Linked DNA regions of Homo sapiens: all the other regions are linked to region 3. Evidence: chromatin loops called from intact Hi-C (ENCODE). Cell type or tissue: B cell. All regions are shown on one strand.

Evidence for each region. A loop is a pair of places that touch in the nucleus more often than their neighbours do. Peaks named below come from ENCODE experiments on the same cell type or tissue, not always from the same donor. Only the 100,000 strongest peaks of a DNase experiment are listed, where the experiment ranks them.
Region 1: a loop joins it to region 3, with 2.2 times the contacts of the local background. A loop is called at or near these places in 4 of 110 quality-filtered maps.
Region 2: it touches region 3 in a loop (10-fold over the local background); 4 of 110 quality-filtered maps call a loop at or near these places.
Region 4: a loop joins it to region 3, with 12 times the contacts of the local background. A loop is called at or near these places in 23 of 110 quality-filtered maps.
Region 5: a loop joins it to region 3, with 13 times the contacts of the local background. A loop is called at or near these places in 26 of 110 quality-filtered maps.
Region 6: it touches region 3 in a loop (3.0-fold over the local background); 5 of 110 quality-filtered maps call a loop at or near these places.

Annotation. Positions count from the first base shown.
Region 1 is chr9:36,935,672-36,939,671 of GRCh38, reverse strand. The region is part of intron 6 of PAX5 (paired box 5); the gene reads left to right. Among named protein-coding and RNA genes, the nearest start is that of MIR4476, 44 kb to the right of the region's middle. RefSeq lists enhancers at 3,739-3,788, 3,849-4,000. In B cell, no CTCF peak of the experiment used is centred here; DNase peaks (open chromatin) are centred at 1,551 and 3,641; H3K27ac peaks cover 3,932 bases.
Region 2 is chr9:37,307,615-37,311,614 of GRCh38, reverse strand. The region is part of intron 5 of ZCCHC7 (zinc finger CCHC-type containing 7); the gene reads right to left. Among named protein-coding and RNA genes, the nearest start is that of LINC01627, 85 kb to the left of the region's middle. In B cell, CTCF peaks have their summits at 2,194 and 2,400 (motif pointing right); a DNase peak (open chromatin) is centred at 2,404; H3K4me3 peaks cover 443 bases; H3K27ac peaks cover 2,868 bases.
Region 3 is chr9:36,871,438-36,875,437 of GRCh38, reverse strand. The region is part of intron 8 of PAX5 (paired box 5); the gene reads left to right. Among named protein-coding and RNA genes, the nearest start is that of MIR4540, 9.1 kb to the right of the region's middle. In B cell, CTCF peaks have their summits at 1,777 and 1,982 (motif pointing left); DNase peaks (open chromatin) are centred at 1,108 and 1,957; H3K27ac peaks cover 3,413 bases.
Region 4 is chr9:37,327,342-37,331,341 of GRCh38, reverse strand. It overlaps ZCCHC7 (zinc finger CCHC-type containing 7), which reads right to left. Exons shown (of 9, transcript NM_032226.3): 6 at 3,508-3,543. Among named protein-coding and RNA genes, the nearest start is that of LINC01627, 65 kb to the left of the region's middle. In B cell, CTCF peaks have their summits at 1,348 and 1,551; a DNase peak (open chromatin) is centred at 1,561; H3K4me3 peaks cover 314 bases; H3K27ac peaks cover 3,312 bases.
Region 5 is chr9:36,990,036-36,994,035 of GRCh38, reverse strand. The region is part of intron 5 of PAX5 (paired box 5); the gene reads left to right. Among named protein-coding and RNA genes, the nearest start is that of PAX5, 42 kb to the left of the region's middle. RefSeq lists an enhancer at 336-385. In B cell, CTCF peaks have their summits at 2,091 and 2,291 (motif pointing right); DNase peaks (open chromatin) are centred at 950, 1,505 and 2,295; H3K4me3 peaks cover 652 bases; H3K27ac peaks cover 4,000 bases.
Region 6 is chr9:36,404,955-36,408,954 of GRCh38, reverse strand. It overlaps LOC124902152 (a long non-coding RNA gene), which reads left to right. Exons shown (of 2, transcript XR_007061475.1): 1 at 1-4,000. It also overlaps a transcript of RNF38 not described here. Among named protein-coding and RNA genes, the nearest start is that of RNF38, 6.7 kb to the right of the region's middle. In B cell, CTCF peaks have their summits at 1,536 and 1,735 (motif pointing left); a DNase peak (open chromatin) is centred at 1,704; H3K27ac peaks cover 1,310 bases.

The sequences.
Region 1 (4,000 bases), 64 kb before region 3:
CTTAGCAGGCTGTCAGGAGCTGGCCATACTTCATAATCTCCAATTACAGATGCTATTTTCCGACATTTACATGCAGATATTAGAACCAAATGAAAATGAGAAACAAAGAGGGAATGGAAATGCAGCTATTTATATGTATAAAAGACAAACAGGTAAATTCAAGACATTTAGATTGGATTTGGGGTCCCTTTAGGAGGCTGGAAAGAGACAGCCTTGAGCACGTGGGGTTTCAGAACAAAATGGCAAGACACGTGGTCTCAGCAGGGCCTACCCAGGGTCTGGTGGTTTGGGTTAAAAATGGGTCAGCCCTGCCCAAACGGCTAAGGATGCTTGACTGGGGGTGGGGGACACGTAGGGCATCCCCCAGGGCTTTAAGGGTCTCTGAGGATCACCCACAGCCCATACTGAGCAGTAAAACCCACACATATTTCATGAAAGGGCCAGTTTAGAACCTTCCACATTTATTTTAAGAAAGAAAGGGTGGTGGGGCAACTACCATTGGAGCTTTGCCCTAGGGCAAATTTAAAAAGTTGGCCCTTTCTGGTGACAGAATGTACATACTCCCGCTGAGAAGGGGACACAGGAAGGGGCCGCTGCTTGTCAGAAAGGCCCTGGCCAGGTGCATAGGGAGTTGCACCAATAAACTTTTAAAATGGGATATAAATAATAAAATTAATGGGGAGAGAAGGAGTTCTGATATATGGATCATCCGCTTCCTTCTCGAGGCTAATCTGGCTGAGAGAGGAGGGTCTGGGAGGAGGCTTTGTAATGAAAATGTTCTTCCCATAAAATTGAAGGGAGAACAGCCTTGTTGCCCTCGCAGCTGTATGTGGCACTGACTTCTGGAAAGCCGGGGATATTAATTAGCACTGCTTTGGATTAAACTCTCCCAACCATGTCGGATGGTACGATTTTTCTCTTTGTGAGCTTGACAGAGGGTGGCAGGAAGGATCCTGCCTGGGTTTTCCCAGCCTACTGTTATTACTGAACTTTTATTTGGGGATAAAACCTCTTCCTTTCCTGGAAATAAAAATGAAATATTCCAGGGTTTTCCAGGGCAATTGGGCAGAGAGAGGCTGTTTTGTTGGACCAGGCAGAGGAGGTGGAGACGGTTGGATGGGGAGATGTGAACATCTCAGTTGCTTTTGGCTTGAAAGCTTTTGTTTGTTTGTGGGAAGCCTATTTCTAGCAAGCAGTTTTATGTTATTTGAGCTTTGATTTGTGGGAAAGAGGTGAAGGAAATAAAATCAGGAGTCTAAATTAATATATGTGTGTGTGTAAGGGAGAAGAAATTATTAAAAATCCAACTCAGACCAAGCCTTTAGACGTGTGTTTGTTTACATGTCTAGCCTCAAGGCAAATGGCTTGCTTGTCTAAGTAAATTATAGGTATTAGCACGAAAAATAATTATTATGCTTTGTTTCTAGGTATGAAATGCAAGATTCATGGAATTAACACATAACCACAAAATGCAAATATATTTCCGTAATTAAAAGCAGAAGCTCTTAAGTAAAGTTAACCCTGATAAAAAGGCATACAAGCAGAAACACCACCGTTGCTGTGCTAGTTTTGTCTAGATTATTGACATTAGCTAAAATTTGGGCTTACACATCATAGCTAAATCCTAAGCCTAGTGTCTCCTTCCTTTAGTTTCTGATCTTTCTAGAAGCCAGAATATCACCTTCAGTAAAGAACAGAGAGGACTTGAACTAAGCAAACAGTCACATGCCTGGTTTTTCCTTAATGGTGCTAACAGTGCCACATGTTACTGTTTATTTCTCTATTGTTTTGCACTAATGTTAAGATGAATTGCTAATGTTGGCATTAAATGGGAGCCCTGCTGTCCTCTGAGTTGACGGTGTAGGAGCTTTCTGTCTAAATGAGGAGAATAAAGGATAAAGTTAACAACATCTGCGGCTAAACCTATCTGGAAACCTTTTCTATAGGAGGTCATTCTTCAGCCAGGATTTGAAGGGGTGGATAGACAGGAACTGGAGGAGAGAAAGTGAGAGGGCGCCCGGCGGGGAAAGCATGGCCATGTCAAAGGTGCAGAGTCAGGTGGGTTATCTAAAGAGGTCACCAAACACAGGAAGAGGAGCCTGGCCTAGCAGGTGGTGTCCCCGTCAGGGCTCCGGCACATCGTGGAGCAGTTTACAATCAGAGTAAAGAACACAGGCTTTGGAGTCAAACAGAAGCTGGGTTTAACCCCCGGCTCTGCAACTTACTCAACTTCTGTCAACCTCAGTGTTCTCATCTGCAACTTGTTGGGGTTAGTAACAGTGGCAGAGGGGGTGTAGAGTGGTGTTTCAGAGCTTGGACTCTGGAGTCGCACTGCTGGGGGGTGAACTGGACACGTTATTTTGGCACCTTGTGTCTCATTTTCATCATCTGTAAAGGGAGGGTAGTAATACTTACCCTGTAGGGTTGTTGCAAGGATTAAATGAATTATTAGTAATACATTTTAACATCTAGAACAGTACCTGGTACACAGTAAGCACCCAGTCAATGCAAGTTATTCCGCCTCTTAGTAAAGGTATGTGAGGGTGTAGGGGGAGCTGGTAGAGTCTTCTGAATGGCAAACCAGGGAGTCTGAATTCACCATGAGAGGCCTTGCCTTTGCAGCCTTCTCTTTCTGGTAGTTGCCTTGCACAGTTTTTGTTTGGCCCTAGGAATCCTTGGTGACCCAGAGGGCACTCCCTCCTGAGGCTGGCTGGGTATGCCTTTGCAGAGCATCACGTGTTAGGAAGTTCCTTCTGACAGGGAGCGGAAGGGCAGAGAGGTGGTCTTTGGCCTGAGGAGTGTGTGTGTGTGTGTGTGTGTGCATGTGTGTGTGTGTGTGTGCATGTGTGTGTGTGCCTGCAGGTTCCCACATGGCCAGAGGTGGTGGTGGTGGGGAGGGGCATCCAGGCCCACCTCCCTGTCCCCACCCTGCCACCCTATTGATCTGGCCATGTGGAGTGAAGTTTTCTCTTTTCATTTCTCCATGCCTCCAACATAACCTTTCTGTCTTCCTTGTAGCTGGGAAGTCATGCCAAAAGAATGTGAACTATGAGAGTCTTAGGGTGCTCCCTCTCCTCCCATGCTAGGTATTTGAGGATGGGGATCCTCCCTTTGGACCCCTCATTCAGGCCCCTTTGTGGCCAAGAGTCCTGCACTCCCTTGGAGGTAATGGCCTCCCTGCCCATTACTAGCCATGTAGTGGGAAGAGCAGCTGGGCCCCATCATGGACTGCCTGGAAGAAGCCTGTGGAACTTGGCCACCTGGAGATGGAGCTTTGTCCCTGGAACTTTCCCTCCCTTTGTCCACATTAGGCTCTGGAGCTGCTCGTGACCCAGCCAGGCAGAGCTGTAGCAGGTGCAGAGGTTTCCCAGACAGGGAGTCCCCATCCCCCTTCCCCACAGGAGTCAACCCTACTGGGATCTTACTGTTTAGGAGGCTTTGACTACCGGGTCCTGGGCCACTGGGTCCCAGTTCTCATTCTCCAGAAGTGGAGCTTTGTGCTCTAAGCCTTGTCAGGATAACCTTTCTGTCCACGTATTTGGGAAGACCTGTGAGCTTGCAAATAGCACACTGGTTAAGGGAAGGAGAAAATACCTAATCACTTTCCATTTCTAATGAACTTAGAGTGAGCCCTGCCTTGACCGTGAGAACAGTATGAATCAGTCAGGTTCTAGGCTACCAGGAAAGCAGAAGCAAGCATCATACGCCCCAGTCCGACAGCATGTCTGGTGGAGGAGTGGAGGCCCTGGGGCCCCGTGCTGGATCCAGGCAGGGAGGGCACTGGCACCTGTAGGACCTCTGTTGGAACTGGAGCTCCAGAGAGCACACCCAGGACCAATGTAGGGAGACCAGCATTTAGCACTTTCTCACACCGGAGCTGTGTGGCTGCCTCGGAAAGTAGTGAGTTCCCATCACTGGAGATACCCATTTGGTGGATTTCAAGTGCCAGGTAAAGATCAGCCTACAGCACTCCTGAGCTCCATTAGACCCTGAGATTTGG
Region 2 (4,000 bases), 440 kb before region 3:
AACATAGTGAAACCACACCTCTACTAAAAATACAAAAATTGGCCAGGTGTTGTGGCTCATGCCTGTAATCCCAGCTACTTGGGAGGCTGAGGCAGAATTGCTCGAATCTGGGAGGCAGAGGTTGCAGTGAGCCGAGATCACACCTCTGCACCCTGGGCGGCAGAGTGAGACTCTGTTTCAAAGATAAAAATAAAAATAAATAAATAAAGGAATCAAGTGAAATATGTTCTATGAATTATTTTCTCCCACTGTATTAAAAAATCAGACTTTAACAGTTATTTAGCATGGACTGGGATAACACACTGAGCAGGGAATTTGAGAAAAAAATTGCTGAATAAAGGTAGGAAATTTAGGAGGTTTGGGTTTTGATTATATCTGACACTGACTAACTCAGTCATTATGCTTTAATAAAAAAGGATGGCAATCTGAACAATTAATAAAGATTGCTGAAGCTGCAATGGTCTCTTGTGAGCAGTAAAGCTCTATGGTATCACAGAATTGGCTCTGTATCTGAAAATCAACATTCTATACTGCTTTCTTGATCCCCAGGGGTTTTTTAAAGTGCTGACAACCTAAGGTAAAATTTATTTTTGTTTGGAAAATATTTTTCTTTATGTGTTTTATAATATATTGATTTTTTTTTTTTTTTTTTTTTAAAAAGAGAGAGTCTTACACTGTCACCCAGGCTGGAGTGCAGTGATGTGATCACAGCTCACTGCAGCCTTGATCTCCTGGGCTCAAGCAATCCTCCCATCTCAGCCTCCCGAGTAGCTGGGACTACAGGTGCGTGCCACCCTGCCTGGCTAATTTTTAAATTTTTTTTTTGGTAAAGAGTGGGAGTCTCACTATGTTGCCCCAATGTCATGAGTGTTATATTAAAGTTGCTTATTAGAGCTATAATATCTGCATATTTAAGAAAGAAAGTTGAGAGATCCTCCGAGTAGGAGATAAACTGATGATTCCTTGATTGCCAATATGTAAGCTTTCTCCACATAGTCATAAAGTATAGCATCATTTTAGCTTTTAGACCTTAGACTTATTAACCTTGTAATGTCTCAGTTTTCAGTTTGTAAAATAGGAGTAATAAATAGTACCTACACTTCATATCCTGCTTATGAGGATTAAATCTACTGAACACCTACTATATGCTAAGGGCATAGTGGTGAATGAAGCACTCCTCCAGCACAGTAAACACACAATTATGTATGGCTGTTGTTATCTTGGAAATGTCAGAGATAGCTCACAGAATAGGTTTCTGTGTGCAAGCTAAAGGTATACAGACATTTAAAAATTCTCTGTATATTTAAAAATTGTTGGCAAGTGAGGAGAGAAACTATAGCAGATTCAGAAACAGGATTCTTTCCATAATCCAGGTTCTTGTCTTCTGAAAGGGACTAATGATGCAGGTTGACTTTAGTAGGCCTTGAGCCATCTTTTTATCCTTCACCTCATAAAACTCTGGAATTTCAACCAAATACTTTTACAGAAGTAGTTAACCAATGAGCAATTTCCAACAGATTTTAGGAAAAAGCTTTTCATTACAGAAAGGATTTGAATATGACTCGACAGTTTTCACTACAAATTCTCTTTGCATACATATATCTGGTAATCTGGCCAAACAGAGGTCTAGGTGTGTGACTATGGGAATATATAAAGTAAAAGGGCAAGTTTCTTTCATTTTTTTTTTTTTTTTTGGAAACAGTCTCACTCTGTTGCCCAGGCTGGAGTTCAGTGGTGCAATCTCGGCTCACTGAAACCTCTGCGTCCTGGGTTCTAGCAATTCTCATGCCTCAGCCTTCCCAGTAGTTGGAATTACAGGTGTGCACCACCACACTCAGCTAACTTTTGTACTTTTAGTAGGGATGGGGTTTTGCTGTGTTGGCCAGGCTGGCCTCAAACTTGTGGCCTCAAGTGATCTGCCTACCTCGGCCTCCCAAAGTGCTGGGTAACAGGCATGAGCCACCACGCCCAGCCTTGGAAGTTTCTCAATATCGTCAATTTATAAAAGGTTAGAAATCCTCTGTGAATGAGCAGAAAGTCCAGTAGGTGGGAAGATGAAAATGACAAAGAATGGTAGAGGATAGTATTGCTAGAGGGTATAAGCCTTAAATAAGCCAAAGGTATTTACATAAAAAGGGTTGAGTAATGACTTAAAAGCAGCCATGGCATGTGAGAAAGAGGCTGATATCATCTCTTAAGATTCAGGGTCACGGAAGATGAGCAGCAAGCATTTGATAGGGCTGCAGAGGAAACAAATTTTCTGTGGAGGCCCAGGTTTCAAGACAGACCTAAAGCATGTACAGTTCCAACAACATGGGGCCAGAATGACTCGGCTTCCATGTGAATTCTCATGAAGTTTCTGGGGTGGTGGAAGGACTATGAGCCTTGCCACAAGGAGTCAGTAGAGCCCAGGCTTGACTGGGCTGCGAGGGAATCCTACACCAGGTGTGTAGGCTACAAAGACCAGCTTCCAGAACCTTCGCCATGTAATTACAACAAATATAGTAGATACTGGTAGATTTGGGGAAAAGAGTACTGCCTTCTCTGAAGCTGGTCACAGCCCAACCCTATTTTATTTTATTTTTTGAGATAGGCTCTCACTATGTTGCCCAGGCTGTTTTTTTTTTTTTTTTTGGATACAGACTTTCACTCTGTTGCCAGGCTGGAGTGCAGTGGCATGATCTTGGCTCACTGCAACCTCTGCCTCCCAGGTTCAAGCGATTCTCCTGCTTCAGCCTCCTGAGTAGCTGGGACTACAGGTGTGTACCACCACGCCCAGCTAATTTTTGTATTTTTAGTAAAGACTGGGTTTCACACCATGCTGGCCAGGATGGTCTCGATCTCTTGACCTCGTGATCCACCTGCCTCGGCCTCCCAAAGTGCTAGGATTACAAGTGTGAGCCACCAGGTTTTAAACTCCTGGGATTAAGAGATCCTCCTGCATTAGCCTCCTGAGCAGCTGATATTACAGGAGCATACCATGATTTTAATCTTATTTAAAAAAACCTACATTCATTGGGATTATTAATTCTCATTTTAGATAATAATTTAACATATATTAGAGGCCAAAATCAAGAAGTTAAGAGGAATGGCCTATAGAATTAACACAGATGATTATATAACCTTTTACAAGTAATTTTTAACTGTTCTGTAGTACAGTTTCTTGTTTTTAAAAAATTGCCTATGATAATGTCTTACTCCCCTTCTTTATCACAGGCAAATAAGACCATATTTGTCAGAGCTCTTTGGAAGAAAACAGTAAAAAAAAAACAGATGCTATTAAAGATAACTGCCAAACTAGAAAATCTTGCTAAGAAAATTATAATTGACAACTTAATGCAGACAACAACATAATGCTAGGACAATTCAGGATTTATCATTTTTAAGACTTGGTAAACACTAAAAAATAAGACTAAAGTACTTTGGAATGAAATGACAACTTCTATCTATATAGCCTTGAGAATAGAGTATTCAAATTAATTAACCATATACCACTTTATTAATAACCAAAGAAATACAAATTAAAACAATAAAATATCATTTTTTGGTCTGACCAGCCAAAAATTTTAAAGACTGATAATACTTAATGTTGATGAGTGCAGTGCTCATTTCTCTTAACACTGCTGGTAGGTAGATACATTGGTACAATCTTTTAGAAGAGCAATTTGACAATACTTATCCAGACATAAGTGTACGTCTTTTAATTTCACAATTCCATTTATAAAATATGACTTACCAAAACATTATTAAATGCACCACTGTTTGTTTAAAAAATGGGTAACAATTTAAGTATAAATTTGCTGGTGGAATTACAATAAATAATTGTCATGTTATTTACATGAGAAATACATATATATACCAAACACTCATACTCTAATCTGTTTTAATCTGAAATTCATTTCAACAGAAAGCCATACTAATTTATTGAGCAAAAGATTATAGGTGTATTTCAGACATGCATTAAAAAGGGCTGTAAGAAAAAAGACTATAGGTGTATTTC
Region 3 (4,000 bases):
AGTGTGTGGTTTACTCGTTCCCCTCCGGCTTCTCTTCAGGTCTGTATGGTATGTAAGAGCTGTACAATAATCAAGGCTATGTCTGTTTTGTTCACAGTTGTGTCCTTAGTTCCCGGCACAGTGCCTAGCACCTAGTCGCACTCAGGACACAGTAGCTGAAATTAAAATGGAGAACTTTAGGCCGAGCTGCCAAGGAGAGCTTCGCTAGGTTTGCTGTGGCCCTGAGTCTGGGGGCTGGGGTGATGCAACCAAGGAGGCTGGGGCTGACCCAGGGCTGGGAGTGGTAGCGCTGTTAGAGTGGCCGCCACATGGGGAAGCAGTGGGAGGCTGGGTGGTTAAGAGCATGGACCTGAGCCAGACTCCCTGGTTCTGAGTCACAGTCCTGCTTCTCACTAGCTGTGTGACTTGGGGCAAGTTACATAACTCCTCAGGGCCCTGGTTTCCTCCTCGTGTATAAAATGGGGATACTGATAATAAATGTGAGCATTAAGTGATGTAATATACATAAAAGCTCTTAGAATTCTGACTGGCACATATGGAGTGGCACATAAGTGTTCATTATTATTGCTATTATTATTTACACAGGGGCCTGGGCTGGATAGGGCGGTGAACAGAGAAGCCTAGCAGGCATGCTAACGCTCAAATCAAGAGCTCTCCAGCAGAGCTCATACCTCCTGGAGCCTGTGGATCAATGGGAAAGCCAACTAGAGAAGAATCCAGTCAGAAATGAGAGCACTGCCAAGTAGGAGTCAGGCAGTCTCCGAATACAGTGGGTCTGCAGAAAACAGAGAGGCAGCTGTGGTTGGTGCAACTGAGAAAGGCATTCTGGCAAAGGTGGCCCTGGAGCTGGGCTGGGAACCATGTGTGCTTGGCTATCTGGAGAGGAGGATGGGGGCTTTGCGGTAGGGCAGAAGGCTAAGCCTAGTGGCTGGTGTGGGTTCCCAGGGGTGGGAGTCCAGCCCAGGCCAGGCAAGTAGGATTGGCAGGGAGGGGAGCCTGTTGAGTGGAGGCTGATGGCCAGCAAGGTTAGGATCTGAGCTTGGCAACTTTTGGAGGCCAAGCAGACATGCAGATGAGGCCTTCTGCAGACAGGTGCATGAACCCCAGGAGCATGGGGCGAGGGCCAGTCCAGACAGAAATATGCAGATGCCCCAAGAGAAGCGAAGGGTGCTTTGGCAAGAATGTGGCTTCACCATTATTAGCAGTGTGACCACAGAGGAGCTCTGTGACTTCTCGGAGCCTGCCTTGCTACTGTTTGAAACGATGGTTGTGTAGTTACGGAGACACCGCCTGTGTGAGATAGGAAGGGTATTGAGGTTCTGGAGCGGGGAGGAGAAGGTTTCTTTTGTGGTCTGGCAAGCCCACCCCTGATTCTGCGTCTTGCCTGCCCTACAGGCCTGCTCTGTGCAAAGCATGCAGGCTTAGGGGTGGGGGCCGCAGTACCAGGCAGCATCCTGGCCCAGCTCAGCCAGGACCTCTGTGCCATCTGACATGTCATTTCCACTCTCTGGGTCTGGTTAAGCATGTGAAACAGGGAGAAAATATATACTGCCCAGTTCCATAGGCATGGCCGGGAGTAGTGAACAGGATTCAGAGGGCCACCTTTTCCAGCCTTGTATCAAGAACCTTTCCTATGATTAGTACTGAAGACATTGGAATGGGCAGACTTGGGAGGGTCCAGCGGACACTGGTGAGAACTTGGTGGTGGGGATTTGAGCATCAGATGGAGAGAGGACCAGTGCTCTCCAGGCACCTCCGTGACCTAAGCATCAGGCTCAGGGAGCGTTTGCTCAGGGAAAGAACAGCCTTTGTTCTTAACACTAACTTCCCTTGACCCCTGACTTTCTTTCTAAGCTCCTTGCTGGGGCTCCTGGTAGCTCTCTGGCCTGGGCACGCCACCCCTTTGCCAACCTGGCCCTGGCCTCTGGGGTGCACACCTGTTGCTCGTTCCTGACTCTTTGCTGCCCTCTGGTGGCCTCCAGTCACTCTGCCACAGCAGGAACACAGACTTGACCCTGGGGAATCCTAGACACAGCTACGATGAAATGCAGGTGGCCATTCACTTGTTCATTCATTCATTCTCCATACATTTCCTAAGAGACCCTTGGTGCCAATTGTGGGCTAGGGGTGGAGCTGCCGACACAGCCCCTGCCCTCAGGGAGCTCACAGTCTAGTTGGAGAGATGGATATAAAAAAATCCTGATGTGCTAATGTTAAGAGCTAAGACCTAGGAATCTATAAAGTGTGGGGAAATGCAGGTGAGGGGGACCACTGAGTCTGCTGAGGCAATGGGGTGGAGTGGGAGAAATCAGGGAAGACTTCTCAAAGGAGGTCATTTGAGCTGGACCTTGAAGAGTGAGTTTGCCAGTCTGTGAAGCTGGAGGGATATTGTTGGGTAAGGGACCAGTGCGTGAGAAGCCCCAGGGGAACCAGAGAACATGGGCATCAGGGAGGGAGCTGGGAGTGACCAAAGCCTTGTGGGGCTGGTGGGAGATGAGCTGGAAGGGAAGGCTGGATCTAGGGAAGAAGGGTCCCAGTCACACCCACACCTCAGCCCTGGAAACCTCTGGGCATGAGGCTGAGCATCCAATAGCCTTGCAGAGGGCAGGCTCTGCCCAGGCAGATGTGGAGAGCCAGGGTTGCCTGTTGCCTGTGCCCTCATAGGGTGGGGGGACGAGGGGTCTAGAATGAGGTGGTCTGGACAGTCTATGTGACTAAAGCTCCAGGAACCCTGCACGGAAGTGATGCTGGGAGTGAGGAGAAACTGATACACACATGTAGGCTTTCTCAGCTCTTGCCTGCATTTGGGAAGAAAAGAATTACAAAAGCCTCAGAGATGGAAAGGACTCTGGGGACATGAAGGTCCTACTTGAATTTAGGAGACCTAGGTTCTGATTCTAGCTGCCAGATACTCACAGCATGACCTTGAGACATGACCTTGGGACTCCCTGCTCTCTCTTAAAGCAGGAGGCAGGGCCTGGGGAGGCTGGGCTGAATGCACCCCAGGGGGTTTTCTGCTCCTGCCATTCAAGGTTTCTAAGTCAGTGATGTTTATCCCTGCTCATAACAGCTCCTGACCGAACTGGAGGGCTCCCTAAGCCCTGCCACCTCTGTTCTAAGCAAGCAGAAAGTGCTTCCAAGTTCCCTTCAGATCTGGGGCTGTGAATAATAAGACAGTGGCCCTGGGCTGTCATGTATAATCTGGTAATCACTTCCAAGGGCTGGACTGAAGGAGAAGAGCCTGAGGACTTGTTAACCTTACACACTGCTCCCATGTCTCGATCGGGAAGGCCCAGAAACTGCTGGGGCAGGCCAGGGCTGGCTTTTGGGGCTTGTGCACCTGGGAGGAGGGCTCCCAGACTGGAATCTGCAATCTTAGGGTGAGAGAGAGGTAGTAAAGATCACCATCATTTGTTCCATCTTTGAAAGCAAAGTGTCCCTTTTGGGAGCATGGAGATGGGGAGAGAGAATATCCTAGGCTCACAGGTGCTGGGAAACATTCTTATTTCTCACAACCCCATTGCAAGGACAGCTGAGAAGCAGAGTCTCAGCTGGGAGAGTGCCCTGTCCAAAGCCGGTGCTCACTGGCCCGCCTGGGAAGTGTGCAGTGCTGGGGGAGCTCAGAGCCAGGGGCTGAGGACAGCTTTGGTGCTGCTCTGGGCTGAATCTACTTGTTAGATTTCCCCAGTTTCCAGCTCCTTCTGATGGTGGTTGGCAGGCCCCAGATCCAACTGCACCAACCTGGTCATGAGTATGTGAGAACATGTGTTTGGGATCCTGACTTACAATTTCTTCCTGATGTCCTTCTACTAATGGTGTTTCTTAAAAACAAACAACAAACAAAACGACTGGGCTGTGATGGCTTTTTAGGAGATGAAGGGGAATGCTATCAGAATTTGCTTTAGAAGAAACTGAAGCATTTGCGGAAGGGCTAAGCGTTGGGTGGCTGATGCAGGGTCAAGGTGGGCCTGGAGGGCTTAAAGGTTCTCCCAGCCCTGAG
Region 4 (4,000 bases), 460 kb before region 3:
ATGTAATATTGTTACTTATGGTTTATAAGATATACCCTGACAAACTGTGGCCATAAGCCTTTCTTAGGCCAGAAAGGAAGTCAAGCACACTCATTTCTCTACTCTTCCCCATTTCCCGGATAACAAATAGTCTATTTTTTGAAGTGTGAATTCTAGGCATTCAAAACATTATATATAAAAAAACAATTAAGGCTTAATTCTTCTAAAACAGTTACATTTGCTTCCTGCTTAAACCTTCAGTTAAAATAAAAGGCAGTAGGGTTGAAATACATTTTAACAATGCACACAAAGAAATCAAATGCAAAATTAAACATAAAAGATGCATTGTCCTTTTCGATTCTTAACACATACAGCCCTCAAATAGCAAACTCCTGGTTACTTTTTAAAGTAAGTAGATTAAAAACAAGATTAACCAAATGTCCAACTCATGTCAAATCATAGCCTCTACTAGTTAAAAATTCTGTTGGTTGTAAAACTCTGTTGGTGGCCATATTGGCCTAGGATTTTTAATATAAATGAGAGTAGAAATGACAGGGGGTGGGGGAAGGGACATTCTTTCTCGAATAAAGGGGGAAATTTTTATCTAGAATGAGTTATTTGAAAGATGAAAAAGAACATTAAAAGTCAGGCTCTACAAAAATCTGAAAATGTAGCAGAAATGAAAATACAAGAAGTTATATTTTAGCTATATTATTAAACATTTAAAAGCATTCTAAACATTTTTGAAGGAGGTAAAAATATTAACTATTTGAGGAAATTATGTACTTGTTAAGTAAAAACAATATTTTTTTCTTTTTTTCATGGTCTCCAAATTGATAAAGACATTAAATTATATAATTATAGAATCATTAAAACATAGAAAGATGGTGTCACCAGATGGTTGTTATAATATGGATGTTTGTGTATATGTAGTCTTTTTAGTTTTATTAGCATGAACCCTTTAGAATGATGGTCTTTAGCTTTTATTAATGTAGTCGAGTCTAGCTGATTAAAAAGCTATTATATTCATATACAGGTTGTTGAAGATATTTCATTTTATTTTTCTTGAAATTGTTGAAAATAGTGAACACTTCTATAACTTTCTTCTTAGTTCTGAAAGTGTTTTAAGGAATTTTTTATTTGGAATATTTCAAAAGTCCACTTGTAACAATCAACTACACCACCTTTCTTATGTGTTTGAGAAACAATATTCTGTTTAACCTATAGACTTTTTTGGTTTTTAAAGAAAACGACTCCTGGATAAACATTAATTTACTGTTAAAATTTAAGTCGTTCTGTAAATGACCCTCTAGTTGGGAGGCAGATAAAAGCAACTGTAAAGCTCCCAAATATAAACATCTCCAAACTGGATACTAATCATCTTTGCCATCATTTGGGGTAAGAAATATGACAATTTTGGTTAGAAAAAGTAATTAATCAATGCTTAAGTGTAGAAAGCTCCAGAGTTTTAAGCAGACTGGTTTAAATGAATAAGTAGTAACAATTCTAACTGAGGCTTCATTACTTGGTCACTGCGCTGATTGACTCAACATTCATGTGTGAGGGCTACTAGGAGTCAATAGATGGCAGTCCATCGCCTAGTAAAAGAGCTGAAGATGACTAAAATCATCATGCATCTTGTTTTTATTCAAGACTGAATATTGCTTCATTGCATACATTTGGATATTGTCCATATACTGATAATTTAAATAATTACTTAACTATTTTATTTTAGAGACACTGATATATGCACAAGTTCATAAACATGCTAGTTTTATATTTATACTTGCATAGTAAACTCATTATTAATTTCAACTTGATAATTTATAAACTGTGATGGCAACTTCAATATTATTTTAAAAAATTAACCAGGATTCCAGATTGGAACAAACAAAGTTTTCAAATTGAATTTGTTATACCTATAAATAGAATATATTGTAATTCCTTAAAAAGTAAATTTATTTTGTATTATTTTTTCCTAATGATTCTTTTTAAAATTTATGTTTCTGAACAGCTAAAATATTAAGCAAACCTTCAAATATTTCTGTTACATTGAAACAAATTTTTACCCTTTAACTATAGGTATATAAACGAACACAGGTGTAAATAATCAAAAGAGCAGCTTTAAAATCATACTTCCTACACTTCAAGATTGGAATTGTTTAAATTAGGGGAAAAGCTAAAATAAATGCAATGTCAAATCTATAAGGATATTACTTTATACAGTTACAAAGAGTAGCTCTGTCATCTTGAAAAGTATAACATATAATTAGATTCTAATTAAGTTTAGGCTGTAATGATTTCACTATATTATGATAGGATAAAAAAACTGCTACATAAGCACAAACAATGTATTCAGATGAATTACATTTGTAATATATATGTGTAACATACATGGGTATGTATATATTTTTGGGTATAACACTTAAGTTTTTAACAAATCCTAATTTGAGATTTGAGGAATAGTTGAGGAGTTACAGCTTTCTACTGAAAATCTTTAAAAAAATTAAATGGTAATCACAAAATGTGAAAACAAACCACCTTATATAATTTATGGCCTCTTGGGCCTGTGACAGACAGACAGGTAGTTTGAGTCTACTTGTTGGTTTACTTTTTATTTCTCTAAGGAGAATGATAAGAAGTCATGTTTTGAAAGAACTTTGCCCTTTGTATTTTTACAACCTGTCTTTGTGTAAACAAAACTTTTAACTATGCTAAACCTTAAGAAACAATGTTTAACAACTTTTAATTAATATATATTATGTTATATAACTGTAATAATTAAAAGAATAATGGTCTGTTGCTTAGCACAACATATTTAATACAGTAAAAGAAGTGAGTAGTAGGGCTATGGTGAATTACTGAAATGATTTAAGCTGAACATTAAAAGTAAACTAACTTCATAATATTGAGCACCAGTCAATTAGATTCTCTAGCAAACTGTATTTTCTGCTTCTACTTAGCCTAAAATCACAATAAAAGGAAACTAGGAATTGAATAACTTGAATGGTATTAAGCAGATATTTATACATTTTGAATAAGTCAAGAAGGGCTTAAGGATATGACAGTTGAATTATTCTATATGAAATATACACTAAGCTTTTTCTAGGTTCATTGAAAAATATCAGTAACTGTTTTAGTAAAAGCAACTGAAGATACTGTGGACTGAATGCTTGTGGACTGTGGATAATACAACATTTTAAAGACACTGGATTATTACTCTTTAAGGCTCCCAGTATACTTTTTCCCTTTAATTTAATGAATATAGTCTGGAAGACTAAGAGATACCATGATGTAATCATTAAATGATGTGAGTAATAAAAAAATCAAATTCTTTTAAGAACAGGAAGATAGGGTAGGGGGCAGTGGAAAAGAGAAAAAGTGTATTATTGCTTTCTCCGTACAAAAACTCTTCAGATGTTTATTATCTTCCAGCAGAAGATGCTTGTCTATATTTTATGGTCAGCAGTTCAGAGAAGGGTAAATAGGCTAGGTCTTGGGGAAAATAAAAAAGGTGTTTCTACTCACCGTTAGGTGATACTGCCTCCAGATTTCTGTGCAAGCCTGGAAAATAAAAATATTGATCAGCTGGGAGCATGAAACAAGGTACTTTACAGCCTGTTGGTTTTGGCATAACCCAGCATCCACCGGTGTCGGTCACAGGAAAATAAGAAGCTTAACAGAAAGGGTCTGCATTTCAGCTTCAAAAACCTGGCTAGACAGTTTAATTGAATTTTACACTGGTTTAACACACTCCCCGCCATTGTCAGAAAGCCAGTAACAAAGTTTTCTCTCTTTTTCTTTTCAGGTTACAAGTTTTGGGCACTAAGATGTGATAAAGAGCCATAACTCAGTTAAACTGATAAATGAACAGCAGTGGTCAAAATCAATAAAACTCACCAAGTACACCTTTTAAAACAGCATTTTGAACTTTGGTAGTAAGATGGAAAACAATTTAATAGTAACTGCTTTAAGAAGACTTCACTGTTATTACATATTTGTGATAGCTGTTGGCATCTTT
Region 5 (4,000 bases), 120 kb before region 3:
TTCAGTGAGCGAGAGCCCCCGTGAGAGCCAACGCCGCTGAACCCCCACCCTCTCTGTTTGTGCACCTGGTTTGCCCCAGCCCCTCCCCCTCCTCTTACCCCCAGTTCCTTTTCCCATGGGGTGGTGTACTGGTGTTCGGGAGAGCCCTGGGGGTATGGGAGAGGGCAGGGTGCTGCCATGTGGGGATCTCAGTTCAGGGAATCAGTTTGGGGGCCAACCAGTAAAAGAGTGGTGGGGCCGATGGAGGGGGATATAGTCTCATCTGCTGTGGGCAGTCCCCTGCCAAGGCGGTCTGGAACTTGAGGTGAAATGGCCTTGGCTTTCTCCACCCTGCATGCCCTGCTGCCCCATGGGGAAGAGAATCCCACAGTCCTTTCTCTCTGGCTTGGGAATATGGTTTAATCCCTGGCTGCATAGCCTGTGGGTCAGAGAATTTACAAGGCTTCAAACCCCTGCCCCTGCTGTGTCCCTTCTTCCTGTCCCTTTCTCTGTCTGGGCCTCAGTTTTTCCATCTAAAACAGGAGATCAATGAATTGCTGAGGTTTTTTTCTGGCACCAAAATTTTGAGTTTCTCCTGGTTCCATCTCAAGTCCTCTTGGCATTATTGTAGGGCAGCAGTTCTCAAATGTTTGGTCCTGGGTCCCTTTAAACTCTTAAAAATTATCAAGGACTTCAAGGAGCTTTAGTTTATGAGGGTTAATTAAAATGGATGAAAGTTTAAAATATTTATTTATTAAAAATAACAGTAACAAACAAGTAACATAAATAATATTTTTGAAATAAGAAAGAACCGAATCTTCCAAACCCAAAATTTAGTATGAATGGCATTGGCTTACAGTTCTGCAGATCCCTTTAGTGTCTGGCTTAATAGAAAACAGCTGGACTCTCATAGCTGCTGCTGTATTCACTCCGTTGTGATGGAACACATCTTACAGCTTCTGAAAACCTCCACTGTAGACTCGTGAGAGAATGAGAGTGAAGAAGACAAATCACACATTAGCATTAATATGAAAATAACAGGTGCAGCAAACCACTATGGCACATGTATACCTGTGTAACAAACCTGCACATTCTGCACGTGTATCCCAGAACTTAAAGTAAAATAAAAAAACAATGAAAATAATTTTGTCCTCACAGATCACCTGAAAGTATCTTGGGGACCCCTTCTTCCAACCCTGGCAGGGCTCCCTGGACTACACTTTGAAAATTTCTGCTTCAGGCTGCTGCAAAGTCTGAACTTGCCTACTTATCACTCATATAGATAAGGTGAGCAATTAAGTGGTTTCAGTTAAAAGAAAGGTGTCATCAGTCATTTCTCCTGTTCTTAGCTCCTTAAGACAGTGGGAGCCATGGCAGGTCTTTGAGCTGAGGAGGGAGTGACAAGACACACTGGGTTTTGGAAATCCTCCACTAGCCGATTGGGATATGTATGTAGTGCTTCTTGCTTCTATCCCAGGTTGAGCTCCCACGGAAAGACATAGCTACCGAGCCTTCTCCCCTTCCCAGCAGATTGTTGGTAGGGCTTGAGGTCTGATTTCCCTCCAGCAGGCTTTCTTCTGTGCCAGCAGCAGCCAGCTCGTGCCACCCGAGAGCCTGGGGAGTGAGTGTTTCAGAACCCTGCCTATTCTCCCCATCCAGCTTAGCTCTGTACTAGCCTGCAGCCACCTGGAGACCCCATCTGGGGCATATTTTTGATGGGAAGAAAACCTAGCAATGCTATTGATTGGGAATGAAACAAAATAAAATAAAGAAGTGGGTTTGGTATTTATCTTGACTCCTGGCATTTGAGGAAAAGCAGGTCTAAAAGACAGTTGACAAAGGGGAGATTTTTGTTCTGATTCCACAGGGGCTTCTGGGTGTTTCTGGAATGTTTCTGGTTGACTCATGTGTGTGTGTGGGAGGGTTGGGGGGTGGGGGCGAGGTGTGTGTGTGCCCGCATGTGTTTAATTTTACTTTGAAATTTCTAGTTTTCATTTTTATTAGTACAAATTAACATTTGTGTTAGTCCTTCCTTGGGGCATTTTATCCCTGTGTTAGAATAAACTGTGGGAGAGGGAGAACAAGAGAATGTCTTAAGGTAATTTGAGAAAAATTGAGAGAGGAAGAAGGATAAAAGGTGTGAGAGAAGGTATGTGTGAGAAACACATTGCTTGTAGCAAAATTAACTGATCTATGAGAGGAAATAGGCAGAAAGAAAGGCATAGCCTCTTGAGGGACTGAACAGTGGAGGACGAAAGTGATGAGGGAGTCAGACACTTCCCAGCACCAGCCACCAGGTGGCACCATCGACCCAGGACAGCTTAGTTGCTGTCCAGGGTTAGGAACAAGAGGGGTAGGGTAGCAGGGCAGTGTGTACCGGCCATTCATGAGCTTGGTATGCTTGTAACTGGGTCGGAGGTGGCAGTGCCCAGGTGGGCTGACCATTAGCTGAAGTCTCACTTCTTCAGCAGCATTCAGTCAGGGAGGGGGAGGCTGGACCATTGCTAGTGGGGATTAATCTGGTCCTTTCTCACCTCCATGGTCCAAATGCCTTGATATAAACCTTTCTGGGAGTAGAGTCCTTGGTTCTACTCTAAGCCTTTACTTGCTGTGTGACCTTGGCCAAGTCACTTCTCTCTGGGCCTTGTTTTCCGCATATTAAAATGTGGAAATTGGAGCAGACGATTTTTGAGGTTCTTTTGGGCTCTGACACTCTGTGGTGTACCAGAGAGCACTAGAGCTGGAGTTAGATTCTAGATCTTTCTGTCAGCCATGTGACCTTGGGTAGGTCACTTCTCACATCTGTGGAGATTATAGTCACATCTTTCTCTTAGACTTACATAAAATAGAAGATGGAAAAATGCTTTTGAAATCTTTTTGGTGCTTTAGGAAAAGGAGAGTGTTGTGATTTTATAATTTTTGCTGGAATTTTTTTTTTTTTTTTTTTTGAGACAAGGTCTGGCTCTACCGCCCAGGCTGGAGTGCAGAGGTGTGATCTCAGCTCACTGCAACCTCTGCCTCCTGGGCTCAAGCCATCCTCCCAGCTCAGCCTCGGAGTAGCTGGGGCTACAGGCATGAACCGCCATGCCTGGTTAATTTTTGTATTTTTTGTAGAGATGGGATTTCACCATGTTGTCCAGGCTGGTCTCAAACTCATGAGCTCAAGCAATCCACCTGTCTTGGCCTCCCAAAGTGCTGGGATTACAGGCGTGAGCCACTGCGCCCGGCCTTCTCTGGAATTTAAATTAGCGGGAAGCAGGGGCTCCACCATCTTCACTGCTTAGAAAGTTTGTGCCTCTACATGTCACCACGGAAAAAGGCCTGCCTTATGGCAAGCGTTTGCTCAAGGTCACTGCATCTCTGTCCTAAATATCCATTGAATCTGCTCATTTCTCTCCATCCCCATTGCTACTGCCTTAGTCCAAGCACTCTCTTCTCTCATTTGGACTATTGCTGTAGCCTGCTGGCTGGTCCCCATCTCCAATGTCGTTGACTTGTCCAAATAATAGTCTGCCCTCCACATAGCAGCTGAAAGAAAATTCTGATCAATGACTTGCCTGAAGGGTTTTAACCTTCAAATCTGCCCATTGTTCTCAGAAGCTATGCAAACTTCTTAACAAGGCTGCCAGGCCCTCTCCACTCTCCTCTTTTCATGCGCACTCCAGTCATACCAAACCTCTTTCCGTTCCTTAAACACCACATGCTCTGTCCTGTTTGCAACCTAGGAGTCAGACAACCCGAGTTCTAGTGCTGACTCAACAATGACTACTCCTGGAATCTTGGACCAATCTCTGAGCCTCAGTTTCCCAATTGTGCTTGTGATTGGACTGTTATATGAATTGAATGAGATTATGCATGTAAAGTGCTCAGGATGACCCCATATATAATAAGTGCTCAATAAAGAGTGCCTTTTATTATGCTCTTCCCACTGCTTGAAAAACTGTCTTCCTCCCTCACCCTACTGTTTACCTGGCTGACATCCCAAACTTCAGGATCTAGCTTGTGTCACTTCCTAAGTGAG
Region 6 (4,000 bases), 470 kb after region 3:
TCTGCCTCCCAAAGTGCTGGTATTACAGAGGTGAACCACCACACCCGGCCATGTGCATAACATCATTTATTTTCTTGAAGCACTTATGTAAGTATAACCCATTTAAGTCCTTATTTCACTGGCTTTTGGGATCACATTTTCCATTAATGCCCAATTCTTAATGATTTGAGCGCTTGCTTTTCTTAAATTCAGTTGAACAGTTTGTCTGGCTTTCCTCTCCAGGTATTTCTGGGACTTCCTGGGTAAACTGCTTGTCCTTCCAGCCAGTCCTTTGACCCATGGCCCATTGGTCACCAGCTTCCCTAAGGTGTTCTCACTGGTGTCACTTTGGCTCAAGTTTAGGCCCAGCTCCTAGATTATAGTTTGGGCCTAGTTCCTAGGCTATTAATATTTAATAAAGGATTTAACAGAAGGGCATCAGAACAAAGAGAACTTAAAGCTGCATATGAAATATGGCTTCACTAAAAGTATACTGGTCCAAGTTCTGCTCAGGGCTTCTCTCTTCCTGATGCTTGGCGTACTGCTGTCCATAGGGCTAGCCTATCTTTCCTCAGGGAGTACCCTGAAAACTACTGATTCCCCTCCAGGGTCAACTCCAAACTGTGATCAGTTAGCTTTGCTTTGAATAAAAATTGCCAGCCTTGGCAACATGGTGAAACCTAGTCTCTACAAAAAAAAAAAAAAAAAATTAAGTCTGTTGTGGTGGTGTATGCCTGTAGTCCCAGCTACTCAGCACTGAGGCGGGAGGATCACTTGAGCCCCCAGGAATTCAAGGGGGCAGTGAGCTGTGATCATGACACTGCACCTCAACCTGGGTGACAGGTTTCAAAAAATTAAAAAAATTGATGCTGCCTTTTAGGAGGCAGTGTAGCAATATATCTTGAAATTTTAAGAAAATTCACATACTGTTTGAACCAGCAATTCTACTTCTAGAAATGTACTTTTATGGATATATTTTCAAATGCTTGCCAAACTATATGTATGTACAAGAATATTAATAATAGCTTTGTAATAGCAAAACACTGAGAACAACCTAAATGTAATACAGGATTTAAAAAAAATACAGAGATGGTTCCTCCCTAACAAAGAAAGAATTGGCTTTGTTGAAAAGAATAACCTAGATCTGTATGTGGCTAACTTTTTTTTGTGCTCTGGGTCTCCATTGGATTTGGTAAAAACTGTAGTGCCAGAATATGATTGCCCCTGAGATGAAGCTGCTGGAGCATACAGTTGAGCTCAAGGTGCTGTCTGTTCTCCGGAACAGAACAAGCAAGAGTGTGGCTTCAAAGAGTATAGGTTACAGCAGGCCATCTAGTGGAGGCCTGTTGCCTCAGGGTCAGCTCCTGCCTGGTTACCCTGTTCTAGAGGTTGAATATGCTGTGATGTGCAGTGTATGCTTTATTTGTGCCCTTGGGTCTCCACTTCTGATTGGTATAGGTCTCTGTTTTTCTGCTTCTGACTTGGCTGTCCTAGGCACTTAGGTTTCTTCATTTGAACTCCTTCCTGGCCGATGCCTTTTCACTGTCCACCTGCTTTAGCCCCTTCACACCTTCACTACCATGAGCTTGCCCTCTGTCATTCCAGCTACCATGGTTCAGTCCAAGTCATCTCTCACCTGCACTGTGGAAACAGCCACCTGACTAACTCTTCACCTCAAAGCTGGATAAGTGGCTATATAATATGGGAGGCTTTCAGTGGACTTCGATTTGGGTGAGCCTTTGCTGCCCTCTTCTGGTCTCTAGCTGCTATAGCCGGCAGCTGCTACTAATTAACTTTTTCTACTTTGATTTGTGTTAACATTTCTGGGTGAAACTGCTTATGCTGATTGTTTTGCAGTAGTAGATCAAGTTGTAGCATGCTTGTAGATACTGCGTAGGCTAAATGCTGTTCAGCCAATATGCCTTTTCCCTCAGTGCAGCTTTATCTTTTGTTTTTTGGGTTTTTTTTGTATTTTTGGTGGAGATGGGGTTTCATCATGCTGTCCAGGCTAATCTCAAACTCCTGAGCTCAAATGATCTGCCCGCCTTGGCCTCTCAAAGTGCTGGGATTACAGGCGTGAGCCACCGCGCCCGGCCCAGTGCAGCTTTATGTTATTCAGTCCTTTTAGCTGGTTTTGGAGGAAGAAAGGAAACTTAGGGATGACAGCAAAGCTAGCTTCAGGGAAGATTTTGAAATTTATTTTTTCTGCATCCCTTTTCCTCTCTTTTCACTGCCCGCTTTCTGTTGTTCCTGTGCTTCATTTCTCCTTGGGAATTTACCAAGCGAGAAACGTAGAATCAGCCACTGCTGTGAAATATTTACATATCATTAACAGAACTATTTATTAAGCACATGGTATGTGCTAACCCCTTGCCAGATTTGGTAAGACTTAGTCCTTGGCTTCAAGAAGTTTACTATTTATTGGGCAGAAGTGTCAAGTAAATACAAAGTTGGAAGGCAGAATGATTAATGCTATTTTAGAACACACAGGAGAGGCCACTAACTCGGCAATAGAGATTGAGGTTGTTGGAGTGAGATTATAGTAGGGATACTTGGATGTGGATGTGATGGCAGAACAGTACTGACAGTGTTAACCAATGAGGAACTGCCTTCTCATTAGTAGAGGTCCAGAACTTCCAGCAGGTAAGCCATTCTTTACCCCAGCACCTCCTTTGACATTTCCTTCCATGTGAATGGTTCTTCAGCATTTGGACAAGTGGTTCTTTACCTGTAGCTGTTGAATCATGCCTTTCAATGCCTTAAAATAGGAGATGGTCCTCTTTCCATTTTTGTGCATTTTCCGTCATCCATTCTTCCCCCCAACATCGGTGTCAGTGATATACAAACAAAGCAGAACTGAGACTTGAGGAGCTTACAGTTTAACAGGAGGAAACAGATATTTGATAAACGCTGTAAGGTGTTATGATACAAGTGTGTAGAGGGATAAGGAGGACAGCCTGTAACCTCATAGTCAACTTTTTTGTAAAAAGATCCTTCAGATAACCATTATTTTAGATATTCCTTGATGTCTAGAAATGCAAAACTGGTCACAAAAATAAACTGTATATTTACCATTTGACAGACTATTAACTAGCACTTATTTAAATTTGTTTATGATTATTGTTTAGTGTGTTTTAAAATGTATTTGTAGCAACGGTACCCTTCAAATTCACAAGATTGGGAAATGGTTTTCTAGAAGCAGATAGTGAATTTCAGAATGAGATCTTTCTTATATATATATCCTAAGATTACAGTTGTTTTGCCTTAGTTAGAAATAAAGAAAAAACAGGACATCTAAGGAAATTTAACTCCAAGTCCAGTTAGCCAACCAGCAAATTTTCCCAAACATTTAAAGAAGGCGTTAACACCAGTCTTAAAGAAACACTTCTAGAGAATAGAAAGCAAGCCAGTACTCCCTGATTCATTTTCTGAAGCTAGCATAAGTCTTTGTAACAAAACTTGATAGGGACATTATAAACATGGAAAATTACAGGTAAACTCACTCAACACAGAAGCAAAAATTCTAAACAAACCAAATCAACCATTTAGAGCAATACAGTAAGCCTAAAATGGGCTGATTAGAAATGTGAATTCCTAACACCCCCAAACCAATCAAATTCACATATTAACAGAAAAGTCATATGATTAACTTGTAGATACAGAAGTTTTTCATAAAATCAAACATCCATTTATGAATTTTTTTTTTTAAGAGACAGAGTCTCTCTCTGTTGCCCAGGCTGCAGTGCAAAGGCACGATTTCAGCTCACTGCAACCTCCGCCTCCTGGGTTCAAGTGATTCTCCTGCCTCAGCATCCCAAGTAGCTAGGAGTACAGCCACGTGCCACCATGCCTGGCTAATTTTTTGTAGTTTTTAGTAGAGATGGCGTTTCACCATGTTGGCCAGGCTGGTCTCCTGACCTCAGGTGATCTGCCTACCTCGACCTCCTAAAGTGCTGGGATTGCAGGTGTGAGCCACTGCACCTGGCCCATGTATAAATTTTTAATATATTAGAAATGGCAG